Linked DNA regions of Homo sapiens: regions 2, 3, 4 and 5 are each linked to region 1. Evidence: chromatin contacts called from ENCODE Hi-C or POLR2A ChIA-PET data. All regions are on one chromosome and are shown on one strand. The core of a region is the stretch at or near the end of the contact, and the rest is flanking DNA. Distances in the headings are between cores, read along the strand shown.

Region 1 (4,428 bases), core at 790-3,289:
CCAATAAAATTTTATGGAAACTGAAATTTGTATTTCGCATAATTTTTATGTCACTAAACATTCTTCTTTTTTTCTCAACCATTTACAAATGTATAAATCACTCTTAGCCTTCAGGCCACACAAAAACAGGTGCTGGGCTGGATTTGGCCCATGAGCTGTATGTAGTTTGCCAACTCCTGACCTAAAGCAAAAGCAAAGAGGCTGCAGATGGGAGATTTCTGTCAGTCAGGTTCCCAACAGCCCATATTACCCACAAAACAAAGACCCAGCACATGGACAGCAGCTACACCCAGAGTGCCCGCTAACAATGCTGGTCTCTAAACACTGACCATTATCTCTGCTTCCTTTCTCCCCTCAATCTTGAAGAGCCAGAGTCTACAAGGGCCTGGGGGCGGGAAGGGAGAAGAGAATCAAAGGACAGAAACAGGAAATCAACTCACTCCGTTTCTCCACTACAGGTTTCTGGGCCTGAACAAGACTCAACCTCGAGAGAGGAAGGAGAGAGAAGTGGGGAAAGGAGATAGGGGAAAGAGAGGGGGAAAAGGGAGGGAGAGAGAATAGAGATTTTAAACTAGGTAAGGCCAGACTTTACAATACCTTAAGCTAATGGGAAAGCGTTAGTCAACCCAGATTCACACAAGTGGGGAATAATTAATGTTTACACTCAGTGGTTAAAAAAAAAAAAAAGAAAAAAAGAATAAAATTGTCCTCTATTTTCAAACTACTAAAGCCTAGCTCACTCAATAAGCTAGTTACATAACGAAAGGATGGACCTTTATCCAGAATACGTAAAGAACTCTTACAAATCAATAAAGATCCTCCCAAAAGAAAAACAGAAAATGGTCAAAGGATATGAATAGGCAATTCAAAAAAACAAAACAAAAAACCACAAAGACTAATACATGCGAAGAGCTCAACAACACAAACAGTCAAGGAAACGCAAGTAAAAGCAAATATCATTTCACAAATATCGGACTAGAAAAAATTTAAAGTCCGTCAAAACCAGGTGTTAGAATCTGCCTAAACGAATGAAAGTCCCAGAGCAATGCACCAATTATTCACTACGTGTTTGTACCCCAAGGAGTCACTACCCATTCGAATGTTAAAATTAGTGGCACTAGGGCAGTCATTCTTTGGCAAAAGTCAACAACCTCCAGAAAAGAGGAACATTTCAGCATAACATCAACTGCGCTCACAAGGTAGAAAAGTTTTTTAGGATAATCAGGTGGGGAAGCCACGCCCACATTTCCTGGACGTGAGATTTCAAGTTATCTTGTGTGACCGCTCCCTACGATTTAAGATACAAGAAATGTTCACAGGGTTTCCAAGAACTCGAAACGCCCCAAAACAGACGCAACGCGGGATAAAGAGGAGAGCTCGAGCTCAGCGATCTAGGGTCTGGGCCCCAAGGCTTCCACTGCCAAGGAAGCTGCAGGCACTGACAGGCATCAGGCACACTCATCCTGACTCCACTCGCCCGCAGGCAGGCCCGCAGCCCCGTCCCCCCGCCCCCGGGACGTCGAGGCCGCCGGCGTTTCTGGACGCGGAACCCGCTCCCTCCCACCACGACGCCCAGCGGACAGAAGAGGGTCAGGGGCCCCGCGGCCCCGAGAGCAGACCGATCTCCCGCCGAGGCCTCGCCCGCGGACGACAGCTGCTGGGAGACTAGGAGGGAGCTGGGAGGAGGAGCCGCGACCCTGGCCCGCCCCGAAGCAAAACAGAAACACAATGCAGAGGCGACGGAACGCAGCCCGGCCCGCAGCCGAGCTGTTCCGCCGACGGGAGCGAGATGGCCGCCCCCTCCCCGGGCCCCGCCGCAGCCCCCGCCGCCGCGTCGGCCCCACAAGCCGCCACCGCCCACTGCCGGCCCCCCTTCGCTTGCCCGCCCGCCCTCCTGGGACACGGCCCGCTCCACCCCTCGCGGCTGCTCACCGCGCTGAGGCGTATCCCGCGGGGTGGCTGCGCCGCCATCTTGAGCGAGCTACAAAGCCAGGAACGGCCTCCGCCGCAACCCGACTGGGAGGTGGCGGAACGACTGTGGAGCCCTATGGGTACCGCCCACTTCCGGGGAGGGGCGCACGTCTGGCCCCTCCCACCCACTTCCGCCTCCAGGCAATGCCGAATTGGGAGCTTGGGGAAGATGAATTGCCTGACTGGTTAAAGCAGGGTACAGTGGGAGCTGAGCTTCCAGCGCGGGGCCCTGCGGGCCTAGGGCGCATGCGCGAGGCGCGGCCGGCCCGTACCCGTCTCGACACCCAGCTGGAGCTCGAGACTCGGGGATCTAGAGTTTGAAGCCTGGCGCGAGATGCGGTATACCCGAGACCGGTGAACTCCAGTCACTTGACCTGGTCGGATGTGAATTGCGCAGAAAAAAGCCATTCCATATCCACCAGTGTCCATGTGAAACCTTAACGAAATAAAGACGGAAATTAATGTAGACTGTTTGGATTTGCCCTGAAAACTATCAATCTAACTCATGATTTAAAAAAAAAAAAAAGAGTTCTGGGGCCGGGCGCGGTAGCTCACGCTTGTAATCCCAGCACTTTGGGAGGCCGAGGTGGGCGGGCGGATCACCTGACTTCGGGAGTTCGAGACCAGCCTGACCAACATGGAGAAATCCCATCTCTACTAAAAATACAAAATTAGCCGGGCGTGGTGGTACATGCCTGTAATCCCAGCTACTCGGAAGGCTGAAGCAGGAGAATGCTTGAACCCAGGAGGCGGAGGTTGCAATGAGCCGAGATTGCGCCATTGCACTCCACCCTGGGCAACAAGAGTGAAACTCCGTCTCAAAATAAATAAATAAGAGTCCTAAAGGCATAAGGCCGGTGCAGTGGCTCATGCCTATAATCCCAACACATTGGGAGGTCGAGGTTGGGGGTTCACTTGATAGGGGTTCAAGACCAGCCTGGCCAACATGGTGAAACCCCATCTCTACTAAAAATACAAAAATTAGCTGGGCATATTAGTGGGCGCCTGTAATCCCAGCTACTCGGGGGGCTGAGGCAGGAGAAGTGGGTGAACCCAGGACAAGGAGGTTGCAGTGAGCCCAGATCGCGCCACTGTACTCCAGCCTGGGCGACAGAGTGAGACTGTCTCAAAAAAATTAATTATTTTTAGAAAGAGAAATTGGCTGGGTGCAGTGGCTCATGTCTGTAATCTCAGCACTTTGAGAGGCTACATTGCGAGGGTCTCTTGAACCCAGGAGTTCGAGACGAGCCTGGGCAACACGAGGAGACCTCATCTTTACAAAAAAAAAATTGAATTAGCTGGCAGGGCGTGGTGGCTCACACCTGTAATCCCAGCACCTTGGGAGGCTAAGGCGGGCAGATCACTTGAGGTCGGGTGTTTGAGACCAGCCTGACCAACATGGCGAAACCCCATCTCTACTAAAAATACAAAATTAGCCGGGTGTGGTGGCACATGCCCGTAATCCCAGCTACTGGAGAGGCTGAGGCAGGAGAATCACTTGAACCCAGGAGGTGGAGGTTGCGGTGAGCCAAGATCACACCACTGCACTCCAGCCGGGACAACAAGAGCGAAACTCCATCTCAAAAAAAAAAAAAAATTAATTGTGCTTGGGGGCGCACGCCTGTGGTTCCAGCTACTTGGGAGGCTGAGGTGGGGAGGACTACTTGACCCTGGGAGACTGAGGCTGTAATGAGCCATGTTCTCACCACTGCACTCAGTCTGGGCAACAGAGCGAGACTCTCGTCTCAAAAAGGAAAAAGAAACAAAAGAGAATGGATTTTTTTTTCTTTTTTTTTTTTTGGAGACCGAGTCTCGCTCTGTCGCCCAGGCTGGAGTGCAGTGGAATGATCTCGGCTCACTGCAAGCTCCGCCTTCCGGGTTCACGCCATTCTCCTGCCTCAGCCTCCCGAGTAGCTGGGACTACAGGCGCCCGCCACTGCGCCCAGCTAATTTTTTGTATTTTTAGTAGAGACGGGGTTTCACCGTGGTCTCGATCTCCTGACCTCGTGATCCGCCCGCCTCTGCCTCCCAAAGTGCTGGGATTACAGGCGTGAGCCACCGCGCCTGGCCTGGATTTTTTTCTTTTTCTAGAGACTCTGTTGCCCAGGCTGGAGTACAGTGGCACAATCATAGCTCACTGCAACCTTGAACTCTTGGGTTCAAGCAATCCTCCCGCCTTAGTCTCCCAAGTAGTTGGGACAACGGGTGTGTGCCACCACACTCAGCTGATTTTTAAAATATTTTTTATAGAGAAAGGGGTCTTGCTGTGTTGCCCATGCTGGCCTTGAACTCCTGGGCTCAAGTGCTCCACCTTCTTTGGCCTCCCGAAGTGCTGGAATTATAGTCGTGAGCCACCATGCCCGATCAAAGAAGTAAGTAACCAGGATAGAGAGGAATTTCCAAAGAATTCAGAGGGACAGCATTCGAGGGAGACACAACTCTGCAATTCCAGAAAAA
Region 2 (4,428 bases), core at 1,929-4,428, 1.4 Mb after region 1:
AATATATTAAAAGACTAAATGATTAATAAATAATCTTCAGGAATTGGAGCAATTCAGAGTCTCAAGCCATTACATGAAAGTATTTATTTTCTTCTAAAAAATGAAAAATTATACATATTGCTTTTATGAGCTGTCAGAATTCTTTCTAGCAGAAACCATAATAACCATAGAGTTTCCTTTTTAAAATGACTTTTGGCAATTCACTTAAAAACAATTAATTTGTTTTATTGAGTGATAATCTATAGGCTACTAAAAATCCAAATACAGAGCTCTTGAAAAAAGTTCAAGCAGATCCCCTGAGAACATTTAGGGGAAAGGAAAGGATAGCAGAGAAATCAGACCATTTGATTATTGTCTGTCACCACCCCAATCCTCATAAAAAGAGGCTTCTTCCTGGAGGAGACCTGCTCACTGCATAACTAGAAGAGTAGACAAAATGTTCAGTGAGACAGTAAACGTGAAGGGATAAAATGTTAGGGATAAAAGCAAGCAAAACATCAAAACCTGCCTACATCCCGGGCTCATTTAGTGTGTGTCCCTGGCTTCACTCTATCTGCCCACCCAACCACCTCACAAGCAGCTTCAACAGAAATTATTACTTTAAAATTTGGATCTTAAATAAGCCGCAGGCAATCTCCCTAGGAAGTTAACCAGTAAATAATTATTATATTCCCTATGGTAAAGAGAAGCAAATGTGAAACAATGATAAGGCCTGATGATATTGATGAAAAGATCACTGAAGGCCTTCTTAGGAATCTCCTGAAGTTCTGTAGGTAAATCCTCTACGTCAATCTTCTGAACTAAAGAGAGATTTAAAATTATGAATTTTCTTTAAAATAGATTACAATAACCCTACTTGCTTATTTTGAGCCCCAACCTGTTCTCCCCCTACTCCTTCCCTCCCATGGAACACCTTTATTTTTTACAGTATGAGAGATACATGTTTTTTACTACTAAGAAAACCTTAAGTTTGCTGTGTGTTTTGCTGTACTTACAGAATTAGCCTAAAAAGCTGTTTTGATGACTTAGGATGTATTTGGTAATACCATGGTGTTATAGCTTGTTCAGGCCCTGGTACACCAGAGTCCAAAGACGTAAACGTGCCTTCAGCAGGGAAGTTCGGAGGTCTTGGATTCTGATGGTAATATTCTTTTCATAAAAAGGAAATAAGTAATATTTTTGTCGGCAAGATCACAGTCCCTAGCTATGCCTTAAATATCATCTCAGCTGAATTCTGTGTTCCACTCCACAGCCTTCTTTGCAACACTGGAAGGTTAACGGATTTGAAGTAAATGAATTGTAACTGTAATTTCAACCTAATTAGAATTGGTTTAAAATGCCAGTTTGGACCGTGAACAGGCTAGCCAAGAACAGTATTGGGAGGTCCATGTAATATAGAAGAGAGTTGATATTTGGCCCAACTTCCTGATACTTTAAAAACAGAGAAGTAAAACAAAATATGAGATATCTTTGGCCAGCAAGTCCCTTCTTGCCTGTTTGGTCTGTGTTAAAATGTAAATGTTTGTGTTTCCTTACCTATTGTTTATAGCTTTTCATTCCAGTTGTTTCTTTTTTCTGTTTGAAGTTAGATATTTTTACATTCTCTCCATATTGCCCATCAGTGACAAAACCTGTATCAAATTAGCACGCATGTTAGTTTTGAATTAAAAAGAAACTTTTTAAACCTGGCTTAAGTATGCTTGTTAACAATTGGACGATATACAGTATTAATGAATTGCCCTGGATTTACTAGTTCCCCTTTACCCACCCGCCTCCACCAAAAAAAAACCCTCAGAGATCAATACAAGGCCAAGTGAATGATATGTAGGTGCCCAAATATGGTTGATTCTGCTGCATTTAAAAAAAAAGAGGAGTGGGAGTTAAACTTCTAATTTTTTTCTTCTTAAGTTCCAACATCAACAGCCTTTTCTTATTTAGCCTCCATGATAATTTTATTCTATGTTTGTTTCGACTTGGCGAAGGTCTCCTGAATTTGCCAAATTACCAATGAGGATAGTATTGGAAAGATGAGAGAGGCACAGGCTTGGAGCACTGTGAGGGGAACAGCAGTAGGAGGCAGATAATTCAGAATACATTCCTGTAGTTATAAAAGAAGATTTATTTATTTTCACCTTTTTACAGATCCAGACCCAACAATGAGTTATTCAGTTTGAAACCCACGTAGTGGAGGCAGTCTCTGTATACCTGCTGAATGTTGAGTTACAATAGAGAAGCCTGGGTTACCACAGGGAGAGGAGGATGAGGAAGTAAAAATATGTGTTCAAAGAGGGCATTTCAACACTGTGAGCTAACTTTACAACGGGAAGTGAAAATCATGAAAAAAAGGGGAAAATTTGTTGTGAGAGACTAAAAAGAGCAAAATAAAGCAAGCCCATTTTTCGGGAATAGAAAAAAAAAAAAAACAGTAGCAATAACCAAATAACTGATCAGGGAGATTTATTTCCGTGATATCTTTTTAAAACAAAAAGGGAATTGTCGTATCACTGCTCTTAATTAAATGGCAACAAACACACTTATAATGGGAACTAAATAGCTAATTAGAGGGTGCTTGGGGAATAAATAGCAGAGTTTTAAAATCTCCTATATGGAAAACATGTCCAACAATTGGAATGAAAGGATTAAAAAGAGAGAAAAGGCCCAGACCTTGTTTGGCAGTGCAAGTTGGATAAAATAGAGGAAAATGCCTCCCTGCTTCTATGAGACTAGATTATCCTGGTGTAGTCTTGGGGTTGGAAGTATGTTCATCTCTCATAGTGAGTTAGTTCGTGTTCTGTGCCACAAGGACTGAAGCAGTTCTAATGAATAAAAACAATAGATAGTCATCTGGAGGCCACAGGGAAAGGGTGATGGCTAAGCAGATCATGAAAATGGGAATCTTGAGAAACATGACTTCGATATCATACAAGTGAGTCTATGGCAGCCTTTTTTACATATAGAAAAAGAGGCCTGAAAATATATACTACAAAAAATTATGTAGCAGTTATTAAGGTAAAAATTGGGAAGTAGGAGGCAGAGGAAGGAGTGATAACACTAGATTAAGGAATGCTTTACTGTTACCAATTCAAAAACAGCAACCAAAAATGATGATGTAATTGGAATGAGTAATATAAATGTCACTACTGACTTTACCGTAAAGAATGTCAGAAATGATCAGAATAAATACAGCTTGGGGCATTTCGATTTGAAGTTGTATGACTGCTTTGAAAAATAGAAACAAAGGAAATACAGCCAATAGTAAATGTCTAGACCAAGAAAATAGTTTCTAGAAGGCCTAAATGATAGCCAAGAAATTGATGCTATTGTACAAAGTATCTTTAGGTCATGCTTTTCAGAGTATTTTACTTTGGAATTCATTTTCTTAATTACCTGAGTATAAAAACATTTATCTACCAGTTTTCTCCAATAGCCCTGATAAGACTTCATACTTACTCAGTTACATTAAATAAATTCCTGGTCAAGATCAGCTGGGCTAGCAGAAAACCTCAGGCATCTGTGAGGACATGAGTTTACACACGCTGAGACTCACAGATACAAAAATGCAACCCAATTCCACCCCTGAATTGAGGGGAGTGCATAGAAGTGAATGTCCCGTCTTTCTGAGGTCTGTTGATTTTGTAATTAGTAAACGAAGGGTGCATTTCTGATTTTTTTTTCTTGTGTGCTAGAATTCATTGCTAGTAAAACTCAAGATAATAGCGATGAGTAGGAGGTATCAAAGATGAACTGTAGAGGGACAGTTTAAGTTACTTAAGAATCGTCAGCAAGATGAAATCTACTTTTAGCAGAAATTGGGTTTTTTTGTGTTTTTTTGTTTTGTTTTATTTTCTAAAAGTAAAGTCTGCACCTTGTTCAGCCTGTTAGTGGAGGTCTGAGCAAGTAAAAGATGGGTTGGATTATAAACTTACAAACACAGGATGTTCTGTTTCTCAAACGGGAGAAATTAAGAAGAGATGCTTGTATTCAGGAGACGGCATAGCTACTCAAAATCCTTGATATCTTGCTATGGTTAGTCTTGTTCCAACTGTGCTATGTGACCTACTATGGCTTTATGAGGTAAATTTAGTATATGTGTCACTATTTGAAAATTTACATATAGTTATACATAATGTATTAGGTTGGTGCAAATGTAACTGCAGTTTTTGGAGTTAAAAATTGCAAACACTGCAATTACTTTTGCACCAACCTAAAATATAATAAAAAAGTGTCTTCTCTTTATAACTTTTCTGTTGTTTTGCTTAAGTTATCATTGCTATTCCTCTGCAACCTAAAAAGAAATCATTGAATATACATTTAATTTTAGAATAATCACTACACAAATGCCCTAAAAGTGTATGTATAACATCCCTGATGTCTGCATTTGTCCTTTGACTGGTGTTTAGGTGGTGGCCCTAGGGGATGTTCCAGATG
Region 3 (4,428 bases), core at 1,057-3,556, 1.3 Mb after region 1:
GGAAGAAGGGAAGCCAGCCAGAGTGGAAGAGATGGTGGAGCAGAGATGGTGGAGAGAGGCCACCAAGAGCTCCATCACTAGGCAGTGAGTGTGAAGGGCAAGCATCCATCGTTTGGCTCATAGGTTTGGTGACCTTGATTTCAAGTGGAAAATTAACTATATTAAACAAAAAGGAACCCCTCTCCAATTCACACTGCAGACAGATGAGCTAGGGGTCTACACTCCCTTTTTCCCACTTCCTCTGTGTCTTTGATGACTGTATAACCAGATTCTCATGACACTCTCACCACTACCCCATTTCTCTTCCCAGCTTCTTCTGATCCTAGACCCATAGAGAGTGTCCCTGCTTAATAACACTCTGTAAAACATGTTGGTGATAGATAAGCCATCGGTAAATTTACTGAATGATCCATGTGGACATGACACTGCGTTAGAAAGTAGTCTTGAACATAAAGATTATATAGCATGAAATGGCTTCAGAGAACTTACTGTCTGGTCAGGGAGGCAAAGCCTAAGCATGAGAAATATTCAGTCAACAAAATGAGAATCGAGTGGCCTATCATTAATACCACAGCAGTGGCAGACCAGGAAAGTAACTGCTTGCTGAGTGGGAAGCCATGATCTGAAGAGAGTTCGGAGAGGAAGATGGAAGTCATTTTATTCCAGGGCTGGGGAAAGACAGAGGAGAAGAAATGAATGAGGCAGCCAGGTGGCTCCAGGAGTGCTCAGAGGGCAGTGAGGAAGTCACTGAGGCTCGCCTGTGAACAGCAAAATTGAAGCCAGGTCTTTGAATGCTGCAGTGAGAAGGTTGAACTTAAACCTGCAGACCAGGGACTCCTAAACTTGGCAGTACATAAGAATCCTCAAAGCGTTTGTTAAAATGCAGGTTCCCGGCACCCACCCTGAGAAACCATGATGAGTGAGGCAGAGAGGCCCAAGAATCTGCATCTTAATAGCCCTGTAGTCCCAGCCATACTTTAAGAACCTTTCTGTAACAGGAAGTCTTTGACTGGTTTTGATGAAGTCTAAATGAAATCTTCAGGAAACTTCAGGCCTAAGCAAAACTGAGCAGAACCTATTTTTACAGCTGACAACTGGCACTGCCTCTGGAGGGACCTCTATGTTCTAGCTGCTGTCTGGAGATTTTATTCATATACCATGGATTTCTTAGTCTAGTCTCTCAGTTCTCAGATACTACTACTAATTAAACATGACTCAGAAACATGCATTTTTAAATGTAGGCCACAAGATCCTAAAGCCAGTCTGAGATAACATTGGATCTAGAATATTCAAATATGGGCTCCAAATTCTGTACCATTACACAAAACCATTCAACTTCTGAAAAATGTGGACACGTGTGAGTTCTACCTGCAAGATGCAAATGTTTCATTGATAGGAAAGAACCTGTGGTTGGGCTGGGGTTTGTGTGTGTGTGTTTATATTTATTTGCCACATCCCACCCTTCCTCCCCCATCTCTTGGCTCAGAACCTAACTTCAACTCTCCCGAATCCCCAAGGCCACTCCCAACTAGGATTTTTTAAATACCTTAACCATTTCAAACTTTCCTTCCCTTTGGAACCTAAAGGAATTTCATTTTCCATTTTCCATTAGCAAGGTGGCTCCAGTTAAACCAGGGCCTCAGGAATAAATACAGCTTGGTTTAAATATTTGCACATCTATTAGGTTTTACTCTAAAGCAGACTGTCCCGACGACGCCTTGCTATTCACAGTGTGGTCTTTGGACTGGCAGCATCACTACCACCTGGGAACTTGTTAGAAGTGCAGAATCTGAGGCCTCAGCCCAGACCTGCTGAATCATCGTCCCCATTTGCTCAAGAGCCCCGTGATTGGCCTGATTTTCATGCACATAAAAGTTTAAGGAGCCCTGCCTAAATCTCCCGCCTCCAAGCTGTCCCCGAAATGTTGGCCTCTCTGCCTCTGGACGCTTGCAGAGATGGGGTAGTGGAATCAGTTTCATGTGGGGGTAGGGTGCGGGCTTCACCCCCTCCCTTCGCCCCCTGCCCCTCCACCCTGCCCTTCTTGATGCTCTCCCAGCGGCTGCACCTGCAGAGTTTTCACTTCTCTGGGAAGCCTCTTGACACAGACCCCGTCCTTGCCTCTAGGGTGGGGCCGCTCTACTTCTTTTCTTTCAAAGAGCCTGGGATGCTGACAGCCTCAGATGGAGGCATCCTGTTTGTCGAAAAATAAACCGGCAGTTAAAGCAGGGTTGCGAGAGCGAGAAAACCACAGGCCTGCGCGCCGCTGATAACGCGCGGGCAGGCAGCTTTTGCAGAAGTTCCGTCGCTGCGGCGCGCTGCGCACCAGAGCTGCGCCACCGCCTCCCTTCCTGTCTGGGCCGCTCGCGTCCCCGCCGTTTCTGGCTGTTGCTTTCTGCGTCGCTCTTTCAGTTACTTCGCCCATTGCTTTTTCTAAAGGATCCCCTTGCTGCTCCGCCATGAGGGATGGATCCACCAACAAGTCCCCGGGCGGATGCGCGCAGATCCTGGACCCATAGGAGGCCAAAATTTACGAGCTGTCATGAAAATGACACCGTTTAAGAGAAGCTGAAGTTGCTTTCTCTTCTGCAGTATGTAATGCTTTGACCTGGTTAAAATAAATAAATAAATAACAATTTAAAAAGAAAGAAAGAAATACAGAAAGACTACATCCTCATGAGGCCTGTAATGCCAAAATGAAAAGGGACCCCAAAGTGCAATATCCAGATTGCTTTTCTTCTTGGAGAGAGTTGACCTGGCCTGATTCTATGCGGTGAATAACTAATTATCAATCTTCCCCTTTTGAGGGGTATTAAAGCCTCTTTCCCCATTTGCCTGTTATCAGATAAGCTAGGCAGATGAGAAGTCAGTGGGTAACCACAGGTATAACCACGATATTCACTGGAAACCAAAAGATTTGACCCCCCGAGGTAAAGAATGTACTTGAAAATAAACCTGAAAATAGTTTTACAGGAGCTGAAAAACTCAGTGTTCCCGAATCAGTAATACGAACTTCTCTGAGCATTAAAAAGTACAAGCACTCCTAAAAAGGACATCTTGAGTCACAGAAGATGATGCCTGTTGGGGTTGATTGAGTCCCTTTGGAAGAGACCCCTGTGCCACGGTGCACCAGAAAGTCTCCATCATTGTTGGGGCCTCTGCAGTTGTTCCAGCTACCCAGTGCTTTTTTATTATTCTTCTTGTCCGAAAACATAGAGTAGAAACAGTCCATACTCATTCCTTAATCTTCCTGTGTTCATAACGAGCAAGCACCCTAGATGAGTAAGAATCTACCTTATTTTTAAGAATTAGCAGAGAACCATATGAGTTTCCCTTTTCCTCCCCTAGAAACGTCCTCAGGTTGGCTAACTTTCCTATTGAGCAATTCCTCACAGCAATCACTCCGCACACCTCTCATCTGAGAGGCTGTCTTCCCATTCCTATGAGCTTTTCTTCCTCTGTCTCATGGCCTCACTCCTAATTATTCATGTTCTCCTGCTGAAGGCCCCTTGACCTAAATATAGAGACCCGTATATTTTGGCTACTCATGTATAGACCCTAATAATGAATAACTCAACTTTATGGTGACATAAAGGAGGAAAACTCAGGCCAAAGAATGTTTAATTCTTAGGGAAGAAGGAGAGAGCTGGCCAGGGATAGCGTGTGCTGGGTGTTAATAGCCACGTGCATAGCCTGTTGGGGAACTTGGCTCTCTCTTGAATCTGGTGCAGGGCATCGGAACGTCTGGGGGAGGAGCAGATAGGATGCTGCTCAGGTTGAACAGGGCTGGACCATGAGAGCTTTGAATGCACTCAAGAAGGAACTTTCTTCAGTGGGCCGGGGCCAGGCCAGATTGATGAATGATCGATTCCTATTATTTACCTTGAGGTCCTCATGGAGATATTTTAAATGGACTTCTTTCTCATTTATAAACTGTCATAAACAAATGACTAAAAGATGTCTAAGTGGTGACTAGAAAATAATAAACCTCATTTTAGCCATATATTTCAGAATTTACACATCTGTTATTGTAGTGTCCTTCAAAGTCATCCCCTGGGAGGGAGAGGGAGCACCATTCTAACAGCACCATTATTACTTTAAACATCTTCGGATCTGCTTTTTTGAAATGACTTTCAGAGTTAGTTTATTGGCTAAACAAGTAAATCCTCCTTACTTTTAAATCACACCTCATTTTTGAACAAGACAGGTATTGTCAAGCTTCCTTGGTCACCTTATTTGTCACCAGTCTTGATCTTAAATGCCTTCTGGCTGTTTCTAAAAATCAGACCCATCACTTATATTCCAGACATTGAGGCTATTCTAAAGCATATGCACCATTGTATGAATTCTAACTGGATGCTGAGAATTTCATCATCACTAGAAAAGAATGTCAAGTTGCAAAGTGACTAGGATGGAAGAGGCAGTATTAGC
Region 4 (4,428 bases), core at 702-3,201, 1.2 Mb before region 1:
ACAGGGCATGCACCACCACACCCAGCTAATTTTTTGTATTTTTAGTAGAGACAGGGTTTCACCATGTTGGCCAGGATGGTCTCGATCTCTTGATCTCGTGATCCGCCTGCCTCGGCCTCCTGAGTTGCTGGGATTACAGGCATGAGCCACCACGCCTGACCAGTATCTGGTAGTATCTTACTATCTTACCAGATTCTACCTAATCTAAGAGCCCTGGACCTTGGACTCTGGGGTCTGTTGATCCCATGAACAGTCATACCTCCCACTTGGTGAGACCCAGAGCTTCAGTAGCAGAGCCCTGGACTGCAATAGGCCTGGAGCCCATAGGAACTGGGAATCAGGAAACATCAGGATGGGTTGGTGTCATCAGAAGAAACTGTTTCTTGGAGGGCTGGGCCTGAGCTGGCCTTGAAGACTTGGAGGCCCTTGGATGAGTGGAAGTCAGGGAGGGTAGAGCCTCATGAGAACCGTGGTGTCTGGACACTGTGGAGACCGGCTGGGGACTCCCCAAGGATGGGATCTGCTCGGCACAGGGAGGAAGCCACAAACCGAAACTTGCTGTGCTTAGCTGAGGTTGCTGGGCACTCAGGCGTTGCTCAGACTCATTCAGAGCCAGAATTTAGACTTCATGCTCTGTGAGCAGGTCTCAGGGAGAGGGTTGAGAAGGAGCTCCCAGTCACTTCAAATCTTCCTCTGAGATAGCTTGTCTATCATCGATTCAATCAACAAAGGCTCTTTGAGCTCCTCCCATGTGTGAGCAGAACATCCCGGAAGCCTCCCCTAGGGTTCATGTTCCAGGAAGGGGACTGGGAATAAATCCAGGCGTTTATGCCAGAGGGGATGGTGGGTGCTTTGAGGAAAAGTAAAGCAGGTGAGGGAAGAGAGTGCCCTGCTTTGATGGGTGGTATGGTTTGGCTGTGTCCCCACCCAAATCTCTTTTTTTCTTTCTTTCTTCTTTTTTTTCTTTTCTTTTCTTTTCTTTTTTTTTTTTTTTTTTTTTTTTTTTTTTTTTTTTGAGAGGGAGTCTTGCTCTGTCTCCCAGGCTGGAGTGCAGTGGCGTGATCTCGGCTCACTGCAACCTCCACCTACTGGGTTGAAGTGATCTCCTGCTTCAGCCTCCCGAGTAGCTGGGACTACAGGCGCCTGCCACCATGCCAGACTAATTTTTATATTTTATGCCAGACTAATTTATATACTAATGGGATTTAGTACAGATGGGGTTTCACCATGTTGGCCAGGCTGGTCTCAAACTTCTGACCTCAAGTGATCTGCCCTCCTCAGCCTCCCAAAGTGCTGGGATTACACGAGTGAGCCACCGTGCCTGTCCCCACATCTCACCTTGAATTGTAGTCCCTATAATCCCCATGTGTCATGGGAGGGACCAGGTGGAGATAATTGAATCATGGGGGGCAGTTTCCCCCATCCTGTTCTCGCGATAGTGCGTTTCTCATGAGATCTGATGGTTTTATAAGGAGCTTCTCCCCCTTTTGCTCTGTGCTTCTCCTTGCTGCTGCCATGTGAAGAAGGATGCATATGCTTCTCCTTCCACCATGATTGCAAGTTTCCTGAGGCCTCCTCAGCCCTGTGGAACTGTGAGTCAATCAAATCTCTTTCCATTGTAAATTACCCAGTCTCAGGTATGTCCTTATAGCAGTGTGAGAATGAACTAATACAATGGGAGAATCAACAAACAACCAAGAGAACAACATTTGAACAAGAGGGAGTGGCTGCCGGGTGTGCCTTTCCTCTTCTTACCTGTGGTGCCATTGTTGGTCCATCTCCACAGAACCATCTGAGGCTCCGCAGTTTATCCATCCCCAACTGTAATAACACTAATAACAGCCCCTCTACCACGAGCAACCACGGCAGATGTTTGCTCCCATTTGTAAAAGTTCTGGCTCAGCTGCCTCGCTCTGCTTGCTACAGGCATTTATCAGCTGTTCACTAAGCTGGATGGGGCAGTCTGCAAAGATAGATGTGGACACGTGGTGACCTCCTTACAGATCAGCTGCCGAGACACACATATCAGAGTTCTGAGAACACGCACGTTCAAGAGCGTGCGGAACGCACTGTACTCCGCAAATCCTTCCTGGGGCCTCACCTCGCTATATAAGGCTCTTCAGCTTCACACACATATAGACACACAGAGTCATCAGCACGGGTTTGGTATTGCTATCTTTGGAAACAACCCACATCTTTGAGTCCCATCCAGAGCCATGTCCACCTGTGGTTATCTTTTGGCAGCATGTTAGCCTTTTAAAGGCACCCACATTGTTCACGCCACTCAAGCTGAAGGAATTCAGGCATGTCGCCTTGGAGCTGGGAAAATGATACTCCCCATTTAGGGACTGTGGAGATAAGAGGGAGTTCAGAGTTCAGCTCAACTTGCTGAGATTTTGCAGCAGTGGCTCTTAAACTTTGGTGTGCTGAAAAATTAAGTAGTTGTGTGCTGAAAATGAAGATCTGGAGGTCCAGCCACTCAGATATTTAGACTCATGCAGTCAGTCTGAAGAGGAAGCTGGAATTCTGCAATTGACAGGCCCCTGGGGGCTTCAGGTGCTGACGGGCCACAAAGCACACTTTGAGAAACTGTTTGACTGTTGTACAGCCACAAACCAGTGTTGAAGGCAAGTTTTTGGAGATGCCACCTCCTTGGTAGCAAGTAATCAGCTGTGAAGAACACAGAACAGCTTCCTCTTAAAACAAAAGTGCAAGACCCTCCAAAGGTTAAGCAGGGAAGAGGGCTAGGAGATGCTGCGGAATGGGAGCAGGGGCTCCAGTCATCTTCAGGGCTCTCAGCATTTAACCTCCAAGCTTCACCTTCCCCTTGGAGTTCTGCTTGTTGTTGCTGTTGTTGTTGTTTTTAACTCTGATTTCTACCATGCCCATCAAAATTCCAATCGCCTTATCCCGAGTATAACTAAAATTAGCTGACATTTGCAAAAAAAAGTAATAAAGCAAAAGATGGAGAAAACTAAGGGGAATCATGATTGAAACTATAAATAGCAACAATATCCAAGTCTCCAAAATGTAGGTTTCTACTGCTAAGATGCCCGCTCACCAGCAGTGAGTGGGTGTCCCTCCGTTCACCTCCACCTCCAGGGTCCTTGACTCCTAGACTTCTGCTGGCATACTTCCCCCTGCACCTACCGGCCCAACACAACCGTTGCCTTCTCTGAGAACCAAAGCAGAAAACAGAAAATACGGTTTCCTATCCCACGCGGCTAGGATGACTCCACCAGCTCTGGTCCTGAGGCGCTCCCATCTCTCTGGCTCCAAGCTCTGCCTCTGGCCTCTGAGGCATTCACACACATCCCTTTCAGTACACACTTCGTGTGGCACTTCATGGGCACGCAGGATACACAAGCCATAATAACCCATGCACAGAACAGCTTGTGTGAGTGTAGCCTGCGGAGCGTCTGTGGCATACTGTGAGATGTACTATACCAAATGTGGCAAACACTTGTGACCAGCCCCTTGGGTGTATGTCCAGTTAGAAATGTAAAGCAATTCTGGGCAACATAGCAAGAGCCCATCTCTATAACAAACAAAATAAAAAGTTAGCTGGGGCCGGGCGTGGTGTCTCATGCCTGTAATCCCAGCACTTTGGGAGGCTGAGGCAGGCGGATCATGAGATCGGGAGATCAAGACCATCCTGGCTAACACGGTGAAACCCCGTCTCTACTAAAAATGCAAAAAATTAGCCAGGCGTGGTGGCGGGCGCCTGTAATCCCAGCTACTCAGGAGGCTGAGGCAGGAGAAAGGCGTGAACCCGGGAGGCGGAGCTTGCAGTGAGCCAAGATCGCGCCACTGCACTCCAGCCTGGGCAACACAGCAAGACTCCGTCTCAAAAAAAAAAAAAAGTTAGCTGGGCACGGTGGTGCATACCTGTGGTCCCAGCTATTTGGCAGAGGTGGAAGGATCGCTTGAGGCCAGGAGTTCGGGGCTGCAGTGAGCTATGATCTGCTACTGTACTTCAGCCTAGGAGACAGCAAGATCCTGTCTCTAAAATTTAAAAAAGAAAAAAGTTTTTTTTTTAAAGTGGCCAGACACAGTGGTGGCTCATGCCTGTAATTCCAGCACTTTGGGAGGCCAAGGTGGGAAGATCTCTTCAGCTCAGAAGTTCAAGAGCAGCCTGGGCAACACAGTGAGACCCTCTTCTCCATAAAAAATCAAAAAATTAGCTGTGAGTGATGGCACATACCTATAGTCCCAGTCTTTGGGGAGGCTAAAGAGGGAGGATCCCTTGAGCCCAGGAGTTGGAGGCTTCAGTGAGCTATGATCACGCCACTGTACTCCAGCCTGGGAGTGCAGACACTGTCTCCAAAATGAAAAATGGAAAGCACTGCAACCAAAAAGTTTGTCTGACTCTCCTCCTTACACTCCTTCAGCGGCCCCGCTTTCAACGCACACCTTCCTGAATTCTTA
Region 5 (4,428 bases), core at 1,324-3,823, 1.0 Mb before region 1:
ACATGAAACTTTAGTTCTGGTCTCACATTTTTAAAAGTCTACTTGAAAACAATATTATCCTAAAGTAACTGATCAAGACATGAGAAATTAAACAACACAAAAGCTAAAGGTAATTCCCCTGAGTTATTAAAACACCTCAAAATCAAAATGCTAAATATATTCATTAATACTTTGGACACATAAACTATAAAAGGGTCACAGAGGAACCCTTAAGCATTCAAAGAATAACTAAAAATAACTTTACACAAAACTTTCTTATGACTCATCAATACTCAAAAAATGACTATAATCAAAATTGTTTGAAGTACAAAACACATCAAGGAATATCTTTAATTCCTTTCATTCAAAAATTGACTACATAGTTTTCTTGGGGGGGGAAAGGCCTGAAAAGTTTATTAACAGGCCTCATCACCATTACCTTACCTTTTGGCCTCGGCAAGCCACAAAGGTAATTCCACGCTAAAAACCTTACGGGGACACATCTCTAGGTTAGAACCCTGAGTCATTAAACACGAATCACTCCAAAATTTGCCAGTATTTCTAATAATGAGTTACACCCTAATGATTCACAACTCCAGACTGGCTACAGCCTTCTGGCTCCTGGAGTCCCAGCTGTATGACCTTAGACCAGTCAGTGCCCCTCTCCAGACTCACTCTCCTCATCTATAAAATGGGAACAGTTCCTACCGGCTGGGCAAGCTGGTCGATCCACTGAAAACCCTAAAAACAGAGCCTGGCACTTGTGAAAACAACGTTCTAAGGCGTATTTTCTGACAATTTGGGCGGAATTCAAGAACCAAATGGTGCTAGCATTCCTGCGCTGTGCCCAGATTATGGGATTCGTGTCACCTAGGGTTGGGCGAAAGGCACAGGCAAGTAACCAGAGTCACTGACTCACTAATTTTACCATTTTTAACTATTTCAGATTAGGGAGGAGCCTTTCGCCAAGTACTGAGCTACTCAGCAGCTTTGGTGGCTCCGAAGCGAGAGTGGGTTTGTGCCTATAAATAGACTGGTGAAGTTTTGTGGCGATACACAGGTATCTATTCTAATTCACCTCTCCTCAGCCACCAACTCCCCCGGCTGCCGGGCAGGTCATCCCTCCACCCCGAGCCGCCGGGGACACTCGCGCTCCCCGCCCAACTTCGGAGGCCAGTGAGTGCCCCTCGCTCCAGCGCGGACCCCCAGGGCCGCCGAGGCAGCGGCTCCCGACCTTCGCCGGCGCCCGGCCCGGCCCGGCCCCGCCGTCCTCGCCCACCCGGCAGCCGGCCCCATTTTCTTAACCCGTGCATTGTCCTTGCGAATCACCCCGGCGGTTCCCACACTGGTGGGGACCGAGAGGAGGGACGAGGGAGGAGCTGGGGGAAGAGGATGAGGAGGAAGAGGAGGAGGAGGAGGAGGAAGACAACCTCCACCCCTTCGCTCGGGCGGCCAGTGAAGGTCTGGCGCTGTCTACGGCCCCCCAGGCCCCGGCTCCCGGGAGGCCGCGGCCCCCGCTCCCACCCTCCGCAACTTTCCCTCCGCTCGCGCCCGCCGCTCCTCCGGGACCCGGCCTGAGGCTCCCTCCCCCGGCGGCCGGCCCTGGGCCCGCGGCGCCTCCTCCTAAAATGGCAGGTCCCTCCCTCCGCCCGGCCGGCCTCGGCTCCGGCCCGGCTGCGGGCCGCCGGGGGAGCCGAGCGCCAGGCCGGGCGGGGCCGCGGCCGGGCCGGACACTCACCGGGACGATGGCGGGGCGCTCGCGCCGCTTCCTCCGGTGAGTCTCAGCCTCGGGCTCCCGCGCCGCGCTCCCGCCGCGGCCTCCGCAGCCAGCGCCGCCCCGGCAGCCTCTCTCCGCCCCCGGCGCTCCGGCTCCTGGCCGCGCCGCAGCCTGCTCAGTCTCTCCTCGGCTCGCGGTTCCAGCGGCGCCCGGGGCCGGGGAGGCGACAGCCCCCTCCCCGGCAAATACCGCAGTCCCCGGGCCCCGATTCCAGGCGGCGGGGCCGCACGGCCGGCCCGGCGCAGAGGGCGGCGTCGGCGAGGCCGGGCGCCGAGCGGCGGCTGCTGCCGGCGGCTTCTTCCCGAGGAGGATTTTGTAAATCTCACAAAATGGCGCGCGCTCCGAACCTGCGCAGCGAGAAGCGCCGGGGCCCGGGCGGCGGCGGCGGCTCCTCCGCCAGGAGAGCCCGAACCGCCCGCCCCCGAGTCCCCGCACAGACAGACAGACACTCGCACACACCCGCACACTCGCGCGCACAATCGCCCTCGCACACGCTCCCTCGCACACACACTCGCACTCACACCGGTCCCGCCTGCTCGCCGGCGGCGGCAGCGGCACCAACAGCAGCAGCAGGAACAGCAGCAGCAGAAGCGGCGGCGGCGGCGCCCGCACCCCCCGCTCGGGGTGTCCGCTCTCTGAGGCCGACCTGGGCCGCGATCAGCAGCAGCGACAGCAGCAGTCTCCCCGGATACCCCCGCCGCGGTTGCCGCCGCCACCCCCGCCTCACTCCAATGGGGCTTTTTATTATTATTCGGGCGGGAAGCGAAAGGGTTTAAAAAAAAACCAACCAACAAAATGGCGACGGACCGACCCGGTCGCTATAGCAACTGTCAATCAAAACGCAAAACCCCGGCTGACGTGCTGACGTCCTCCTCCCGCCCCCCAGCCCCGAGCCGGCGGGCGGGGCCTGTTGCTCAGGTAACGGCAGATTCCGTTCCCTCCTTTCCGTCTCCCCCTCTGTCCCCAGCCAACCACCCAACCCCCTCAGGTCACGTGAAGGATAAATTCGGAGCTCGGGTCCGCTACGAGTGTCAGAGGAGGGCGCGTGATTCGCCCGGGGGAGGGGAGAGGAGGGGGACGGCTAGGCCGAGGGAGGGTAGGGGCTGGGGAAGGGGGGGCGAGGCGGCGGCCAGGCCTGTGCGCGATCGCCCGCCGCCTCCCGGCCGCCCCGCCCCGCCCCGCGCCCGCGCCGACTGCGGCCCGGGGAGCGCGCGCGGCCTCCCGCGCCGCCGCCCCCGCAGCCCTAGCGCCCCGCGCTTCCGCGTCGGCGCCCGCAGCCCCGCCCGCGCCGGGGGGAGGGGCGGGCTGCCCCGGGCGGGGGAGGGGGAGGAGGAGGGGCGCCGCGGCCTTCGGGCGGGGACCCGGGAAGCCCACCCCGCGCGCCCGGGCCTGGAGGGCTCTCACCGCGGTCCGGGCGCCGCGCTCGCCTCTCTCCCCGGGAAGCGCGGCGGCCGCGACCGTCCGCGCGTGGAGCCGGTTCTTCGAAGGGCTGGCGGGCCTCCTAGCCGGAAAATGCCGGCGGAGGCCGTGGTGGGGGCGGGGAGGAGCCACCGCCGCGCCCCAGACATCGCAGGAATTCCGGACGCTGCGCCGGGCCCGGCGGCCCTGAGGCTGGCACCTGGCTCCGGTCGGGCCGCCCAGGTTTTGTGGCGCCCGAGACCAGCGTTGGGAAATTAGGCTGGAGCCATCATGAAAACTTTTTCAGGCAGTGCACGCTCGCCTGTGCCTGCCCATCTGCTTCCAACCTCTCCCCACCTTTCGGGGCGCAGCCTGCCTGCTCCATCGGAATGCCCTTTAGATGAATCCCCTTGTGCTGTTACTGTGTCCTTGTCGTCCAGCTCTCTGGTTTTCTTTTCTATACACCTTCTCGGTTTCCAGAGTCTTAATTCGCCTGCTTGTCCTTAACCATCAAAACTCTTTATTAATATCCTGGCTTTCGCTGATTTTTATTCTCCCTACCCCTTCTCCCTAGCTATGTATTGCTGGGTGAGCTCCCGAGGCTTGAAAACCCAAGTATGCTGTGCTGGCTGCGTTGTAATCGGTAGAGAGCCACCAGCTAAAAATTGTATTTTGTACCAACTCTAATGGCATTTAATAAATGTATACCTAAAAAGAGTGTGTGTGTATATATATACTATTTTACAGCAGAGTCACTAATTGATTTCTAAGCTTGATTTTGCCACCTTGTGATAGTGTTCGTAACCAATTTTTTTCATAAATTTCACAAATGTGACAACAGATAAAATCTTATAAACAATATTAGATGTAAAAAACTCGCAGTAAATGCCGCTGTCTATGCTACATGACTCAAATACACCTGCTTTAAATGATTTCCAGCAAAAATGTCCTTGCTACAGTTACTAGGACATTGATATACTAAGGTAACCATTCAGATTAGCACAGACTTTGAAAGAAATCCGACTAAACCGAAAATAAATTAGTCAAAAAGTAATTACTAAGGTAACCATTCAGATTAGCACAGACTTGGAAGAAACCTGACTAAACCGAAAATAAATTGGTCAAAAAGTGGTCGGGCAAATAGCTTGCTTTCAGGCTGATCTCCATGATATAAAAAAGTTGCCGTAGCTGGCAAAAGTTCTTTCGGATTATTGTTTCAAAATTGCCCTGCTAGTGTGATTAAGGTCCACGGTCAACTTAATTGTTTTGAAGAA

The links. A loop is a pair of places that touch in the nucleus more often than their neighbours do. ChIA-PET counts read pairs that join two places held with the same protein, here RNA polymerase II (POLR2A). Pooled maps may share reads with other maps.
Region 2: a loop to region 1 is called in a map of esophagus muscularis mucosa, with 5 times the contacts of the local background. The contact joins the enhancer-like site here to the promoter of MORC3 in region 1. A Hi-C loop is called at or near these places in 3 of 168 maps with a recorded cell type or tissue (ascending aorta, esophagus muscularis mucosa and gastrocnemius medialis), 1 of 37 single-sample maps with no recorded cell type and 15 of 50 pooled maps. POLR2A ChIA-PET finds 5 or more read pairs at or near these places in 4 of 52 experiments (A673, PC-3, PC-9 and 1 more).
Region 3: a pooled map shows a loop between it and region 1 (10-fold over the local background). The contact joins the enhancer-like site here to the promoter of MORC3 in region 1. A Hi-C loop is called at or near these places in 5 of 50 pooled maps. POLR2A ChIA-PET finds 5 or more read pairs at or near these places in 2 of 52 experiments (Caco-2 and activated CD4-positive, alpha-beta T cell).
Region 4: a pooled map shows a loop between it and region 1 (4-fold over the local background). The contact joins the enhancer-like site here to the promoter of MORC3 in region 1. A Hi-C loop is called at or near these places in 6 of 50 pooled maps. POLR2A ChIA-PET finds 5 or more read pairs at or near these places in 5 of 52 experiments (CD4-positive, alpha-beta T cell, Caco-2, activated B cell and 2 more).
Region 5: a map of B cell shows a loop between it and region 1 (12-fold over the local background). The contact joins the promoter of DYRK1A here to the promoter of MORC3 in region 1. A Hi-C loop is called at or near these places in 1 of 168 maps with a recorded cell type or tissue (B cell), 3 of 37 single-sample maps with no recorded cell type and 13 of 50 pooled maps. POLR2A ChIA-PET finds 5 or more read pairs at or near these places in 3 of 52 experiments (GM12878, activated CD4-positive, alpha-beta memory T cell and activated naive CD8-positive, alpha-beta T cell).

What each region holds. Positions count from the first base shown.
Region 1 is chr21:36,317,808-36,322,235 of GRCh38, reverse strand. MORC3 (MORC family CW-type zinc finger 3) reads right to left here and starts at 2,039. Exons shown (of 17, transcript NM_015358.3): 1 at 1,933-2,039. The coding sequence starts at 1,971. RefSeq lists a silencer at 1,456-1,915.
Region 2 is chr21:34,880,686-34,885,113 of GRCh38, reverse strand. It overlaps RUNX1 (RUNX family transcription factor 1), which reads left to right. Exons shown (of 9, transcript NM_001754.5): 5 at 4,401-4,428. It overlaps RUNX1-AS1 (RUNX1 antisense RNA 1), which reads right to left. Exons shown (of 2, transcript NR_186614.1): 2 at 62-1,631. Among named protein-coding and RNA genes, the nearest start is that of RUNX1-AS1, 47 kb to the right of the region's middle. RefSeq lists a silencer at 2,142-2,191. Within about 2 kb of position 3,178, at least 8 of the 41 ENCODE cell types and tissues checked have a DNase peak (open chromatin) inside an H3K27ac peak, as active enhancers do; they include PC-3 and PC-9, where a contact is called at or near this core.
Region 3 is chr21:35,024,734-35,029,161 of GRCh38, reverse strand. All of the region lies in intron 2 of RUNX1 (RUNX family transcription factor 1), which reads left to right. Among named protein-coding and RNA genes, the nearest start is that of RUNX1-IT1, 12 kb to the left of the region's middle. RefSeq lists a cis regulatory region at 2,254-2,271 and enhancers at 2,190-2,334, 1,988-2,490. Within about 2 kb of position 2,306, at least 18 of the 41 ENCODE cell types and tissues checked have a DNase peak (open chromatin) inside an H3K27ac peak, as active enhancers do.
Region 4 is chr21:37,553,677-37,558,104 of GRCh38, reverse strand. All of the region lies in intron 1 of KCNJ6-AS1 (KCNJ6 antisense RNA 1), which reads right to left. Among named protein-coding and RNA genes, the nearest start is that of KCNJ6-AS1, 37 kb to the right of the region's middle. RefSeq lists enhancers at 386-565, 776-835. Within about 2 kb of position 1,951, at least 4 of the 41 ENCODE cell types and tissues checked have a DNase peak (open chromatin) inside an H3K27ac peak, as active enhancers do.
Region 5 is chr21:37,364,918-37,369,345 of GRCh38, reverse strand. DYRK1A (dual specificity tyrosine phosphorylation regulated kinase 1A) reads right to left here and starts at 2,573. Exons shown (of 12, transcript NM_001347721.2): 1 at 1,718-2,573. RefSeq lists silencers at 1,071-1,350, 1,461-1,600, 1,841-1,920, 2,111-2,260, 2,841-3,150 and 1 more and enhancers at 1,263-2,187, 3,501-3,580, 3,112-4,037.